2 separate regions of the Homo sapiens genome follow, and region 1 is linked to region 2. Evidence: chromatin loops called from intact Hi-C (ENCODE). Cell type or tissue: MCF 10A. All regions are shown on one strand.

The links. Peaks named below come from ENCODE experiments on the same cell type or tissue, not always from the same donor. Only the 100,000 strongest peaks of a DNase experiment are listed, where the experiment ranks them.
Region 1: a loop joins it to region 2, with 5 times the contacts of the local background. A loop is called at or near these places in 2 of 110 quality-filtered maps.

Annotation. Positions count from the first base shown.
Region 1 is chrX:39,953,104-39,955,603 of GRCh38, reverse strand. No RefSeq gene overlaps it. Among named protein-coding and RNA genes, the nearest start is that of LINC03053, 55 kb to the left of the region's middle. RefSeq lists a silencer at 1,446-1,674. In MCF 10A, no CTCF peak of the experiment used is centred here; a DNase peak (open chromatin) is centred at 1,523.
Region 2 is chrX:40,099,268-40,101,767 of GRCh38, reverse strand. LOC107985687 (translation initiation factor IF-2-like) reads left to right here. Exons shown (of 1, transcript NR_171574.1): 1 at 1-32. It also overlaps a transcript of BCOR not described here. Among named protein-coding and RNA genes, the nearest start is that of BCOR, 2.6 kb to the right of the region's middle. RefSeq lists an enhancer at 900-1,420. In MCF 10A, no CTCF peak of the experiment used is centred here; a DNase peak (open chromatin) is centred at 1,407.

The DNA.
Region 1 (2,500 bases), 150 kb after region 2:
CTGCGTGTTCTCACTAAAGGTGGATGATGCTGGGACCCTGCTTCTGGCATCTGCCCACCTCTGGACCTTTCCTCACTCAGCATCCTGTACCCAGAGTGCTTTTCCTTCCAGTCAGGCTTGTTGCAATCTTGCCCAGACTTGTACTGCCCAGGTGAAACGCCACCACCTTCATGAAGCCTTCCTGACCAGCACTTCCAGCCCCACCTCCACACAAACAAACGTTCTTTTTATTCTTTCCCAGCACTTCCTGGGTTGATGCCTCGCCTCGTTTCTTCCTGTATCACAGTTATTAATGGGCTTGTCTCGGCTTCCCATTAGACCGCAGGCTTCCTAAAAGGCTTGTTCAAAATGAAGCCTCCACAGCGCCTTGCACCTAGAAAGGGCTCACTGCATTTTAGTTTAATGAATGAACAAATAAGTCGCAAGCAACACATCAGCAGGTTGCAATGCCCAGTCAATGTAGGGGAATTAATTTTGACTTTGGCAATCCATGCCTTGGGGGGTGTGACAAGGCCCCAGGAAATGCGAGGTGGGGAGTCGCTCAGGGCGGGGAGCAGATGTCCACATTCTGCTTTGTTATTACTTCAGCTTATTGGTCCAGGTTTTTTCTTTTAGACAGAAAAGAATCCGCCCATGTTTTCATGTTGTTCTCATTGAAATACACCCACAGGCGTTGAAACGAACCCACTGGTGAAGTGCAAGGAGAGAGAGGGCAGCCCGTTTGTTTCTTCACTAAGGTTTGGGGCTGCAGCTTATGGGCCGGAATTCCCAGGGGCTCCAGCGCAGGAAGCTGAGGGCAGAATGAGGGAGTCGGAGAAACTGGTGGTGAGCTTCTCCTTAGGTAAATGGTCGAAGCAGTGGGGGGTTGGGGAGATGCTTTGGCGCTGGAGCTTTTAAAATGTGACTGTGAATTCACGTTTGTAGGAAGCCTTTTTCAAATGCTTTCCTTTTCCCTTCAGGGAGTTGCAGAGGGTGTGAAGGGTGCGGTGCGGAGCTGGGTGGAAGGCAGAGGTGGCTTGGGCTGGGAACCCCTATTTCAGGCTGTTCATTTGTTCGGTGGTTCAGTTCCTTCCTTCCTTCATTTGTTCATTCATACATTGAATAAATGTGAATTGATGATCCACCAGAACGATAAGACTTTTGGAGCCAGTAGTCTAAGCTCTGTATTTGGAAAAGGAAGGCTCAGAAAGGTGTGCTCCAAGTGACCTGCTCCACGTCACACAACCAGTTACGAGCTGTGGTAAGATTTGAACCTTCATCTCGTGCTTCCCAGTCCAGCGCTCCCAGGGCTTTGTGGGGGCTGCTAAGGGGACCCCAATGGGCCCTTTCCTGGCACACTTTGTTTTAAGCTGAGTTCTTCCAGTGGGTGAAGAAATGTGGCTCCCTCTGAACTCACAACTGAACCTGTCCTCAGTGCCCTGCCCCGGTGCAGTGCAGGTCTCTGATGGGGCTGCTGCACAGACCGCACTCTGTGCTCAGTGTTTATAAAGCCGCGTCAGCCTTGGGTGTGGACAGGAGTGACCTGTGCTGTCTAAACAAACCGCGAGCTTCTGGCGGCCTGCCTGCCTGCCTGCCAGGGTGCATGTGACGTTCTCTGGCCAAGCGAGGTTGGTTCGATTGGAACTCCTGGCTTTGCTCCTTTTGAGTGCAGCAGTGTGTAAATGTAGGTCTGAGCCCTTTAGTGCCCCAGAGGGAGCAGAGGCTGGCTATCATCTAAGATGCAAAGGTGCGTGGTTTCCCATCATGTTACTGCCAGCTCCTTCCACCTCCCCCGAGCTATTCCTTCTTTCTTTCCTGTTTCTCTTAATCACCAAGGGACAAAGAAGAGACCTGTCGTCCAAAAAATCCAAGCAGATGTCACCTACGAGAAACCACAGGAACAGGCAGATTTTAGTAAAATGAAGGCCTAGCAGCTGCTTTCAAAGACTCTGCCCCTAAATAATGCAACTTCGGTTTGTCATTCCAGATGTATGTTTGAAAAATCAGGCTTAAGTCTGTCATTTTAAATGGCTTTTTAAATGACACAGAAATTTTACTATTTTTAGGTCAAATACCTTGCAGAAGTTGACATTTTAAGGTTTGGCTATGTGTGAAAACATCCAAAGGGAAACGTGTGCTTTCTTTTTTCTAGAAACAATAAACAGGATGAGTGGCCTTAGTTTATTTGTGCACGTTCTTACCTCTCTTGTATTTGCATCTCCAGTGTTTATTGGTGTGATTCTTCAGGCATACACTCAACATGGCAGATGTCACCTGAAGGCCGCCCTTTAGAGATGAGGTCCCCACAAATAAGAGCAGGTCATTAGACTAGAACCGCCTTTGTTCCCTTAACTACAGTGTTTTCTGTCTCCACACAGAGCACACTATATATAAAGCCATAACCATTCAGAGTCACACATGGACTATATAAAGGCACTGCTGAGAGATGAAAGATGTTTTTAACCCCTTCCTCTCAGGCGTCTGTGGCAGCTGCAACCACTCAGTTTTAGAATGTGCCAAG
Region 2 (2,500 bases):
GATCCTAGTATACGTTATAAATAAATCTTGCACACAAGGTTAGAAGGCCAGGGTCCCCCCAAACACAGGATGCCTGGCCTTTCCCCTAGGCCAGGGTGGAGCTGGAGGTGTGTGGGAGAGGCCCTAGCGGGTCTTGCAGAGTCAACCTGCCTTGAGAAGGGCAGCCAGGCTCAAGGCCTGCTCCTAGAAGGGCCAGCTCGATTGCCCAGTTGCAGGGCCTGGTTAGCCTGAGGTCGAGTGGTTTGTTATAATCAGGAGACACTTCCATGGGAAGGGAGATTGGTGGCGGAGGGGCAGCCCCCGCTGCTCCATCCGCAGCACCTCTCATTTCGGCACCTATTTCTTTATTTCTCCGTGGGCTGCACGGCCTCCCCTCCCATGCACTCCTTTGCTCACTCTCTCCTCCTCCTCTGTTTTCATTGAAATCCTCCCCTTGCTGAGTGCTGGGTATAGCAGCCTGACCCCCGGGTCAGCTCCCGAAGGGCTTGTGGGAGGGCAGGAGAGGAGGGGGCAGGAGAAGGGCCAAACCGCCGGCACCCATTGCAGGCCCCGCGGCATCCCCAGCTCCCTGAGCCCCTTCTTAAGTGAGGACACAAGATGGGATTGCCCTTCGACAGCTTTCTGCTTGTTTTCCCCAGAACAATTGGAACTAACCGGGCCAATAGGTGTAATCTCCCCTCCCCCCCTCTGCCTTATAGCGCCTCGGGAAAATCCCACATTTTAATTCCCAGTGAGTCACGAATCCCCCCCACCACTCATGCCTCTTAGGACTCCCTTAATAAGATATTTTTGAAATCCCACGGAGTTGAAAAATGTATCCCTAGGAGATGGAGGAGAAACCCTTTAATCCTACCAGCCTACCGTGGAGGCAAGATCCCTAGAAAAGGTGGGGGAGGATGTTGCAAATTACGTCAAAGGCGAATTTACTGGCCTGTTTGTCTCCAGCATCAAATTTCTCCCCCAGTCAGCCCTCCCCTCGGCCCCTTCGCATTTACAGCACCCCCACCACCCCTGTTCATTTTAACTCTAGGACTTTTTTTTTTCTTTTTCTTTTCTTTTTTTTTTTTTGAGACGGAGTTTCGCTCTTGTTGCCCAGGCTGGAGTGCAACGGCGCGATCTCGGCTCACCGCAACCTCCGCCTCCCGGGTTCAAGCGATTCTCCTGGCTCAGCCTCCCGAATTCTAGGACTTTTAAAGTTAGACAAACAGGCCTCTTTGTCAGCAGCCCCGGGAGGCCGTAAGACTCTGAGAGGCTGCAGGCCCCGAGCTCGGTTCCTGGATTTTCTAAAAGTTCTGGACGTTTACATGCGACTTCGAACTCCGAGAAAAGCCTGTGCCTGGGGGCAGAGTTGGGGAGACGAGGGGAGGGGATAGAAGGTGGCTGGGCGCCGGGCCAGGGCCTCTGCGGTTCGGCCTAACCGAGCCGGAAGAGCCTGGCACGGCTCCACACTGGCCCAGGCCAGTTCTCCCGTCCAGCCTGCAGCAGCAGAGCGGCCTCCTCGCCTGGAACCACGTTCAGAGTTTCCCCACAAATACCCAGCTTCAGCCTTCCCGGTTATTTTTGACTTGTTTTGAATAAAAGGAGTCGCTTCAAAAAGAAATGTTGCCACAACACACAACCAGAGGCCTTTTCTCCAGCTGTGTCTGTAACTCGCATGCGTTCAATCTAATAACTTTTAATGTCTGGTCCTAAAATGTCTTTATAAAAAATAGTTTTACAGCATAATAGTCCAGGTGTCTTTCTGCTTGTTACCGGAGATTAAAAAAATGTGTGGGTTGGCTTGCAGAGATATCCACCCCCAGAAAGACCAGGAAGAAAAAAGCGTGCATTCCATTCTGCAGGCGCTGGTCCTGGAAGCGTTCGCGGCCCAGCCTGGCTGGGCACTGCTCGCGGGGGCACTTGCTCGCCTGTCTTTTGCATCAGTTGTTATAAGCAGCTCTGGAGCATGAAGATTTAATTCTGCCGAAGTTTCGGGTTTCAAACGGTAGAGATGTTTCACTTCTGCTTTGAGAAGGGCTGTTTTTATAACTATGTGCTGAGAACTAAAACAGAATGAATAAAATCGCACCTAATACCAGTCCCACAGTCAGTAGTGAGTCTAATTTTTAAAAGGGAAAATATCTGCTAGCTAGAGCTGATTTTGGCCTTGACCTTGACTTAGTAATCAACTTGAGATGCTTTTGATTATTTTTGGCATGGGGACACTCCAGGATATTTTAAAAACTTTCCGTGTGGATTTACAAGCCACCTCCATTTCAGATTTATGTTTCATGGAGCCTGCACCATCTTGTCCTTAGGCAGAAAGAGACACCCCACCCCCTTCCCAGTATAAAAAGACCCTAGTGGGCAGCCGAATGGGGTCACCATTGGCCGCGAAGTCCGGGCCCGCAGTCTGGGCGCGGTTAGTCCGGAATACCCCCTCCCCCACTCCTACCCCTTCCCGCCAGCTTCACCAACTAGGGCTTCTCGGCTCGCCCTTGAGGCTTTGCGCTCCGGGGAG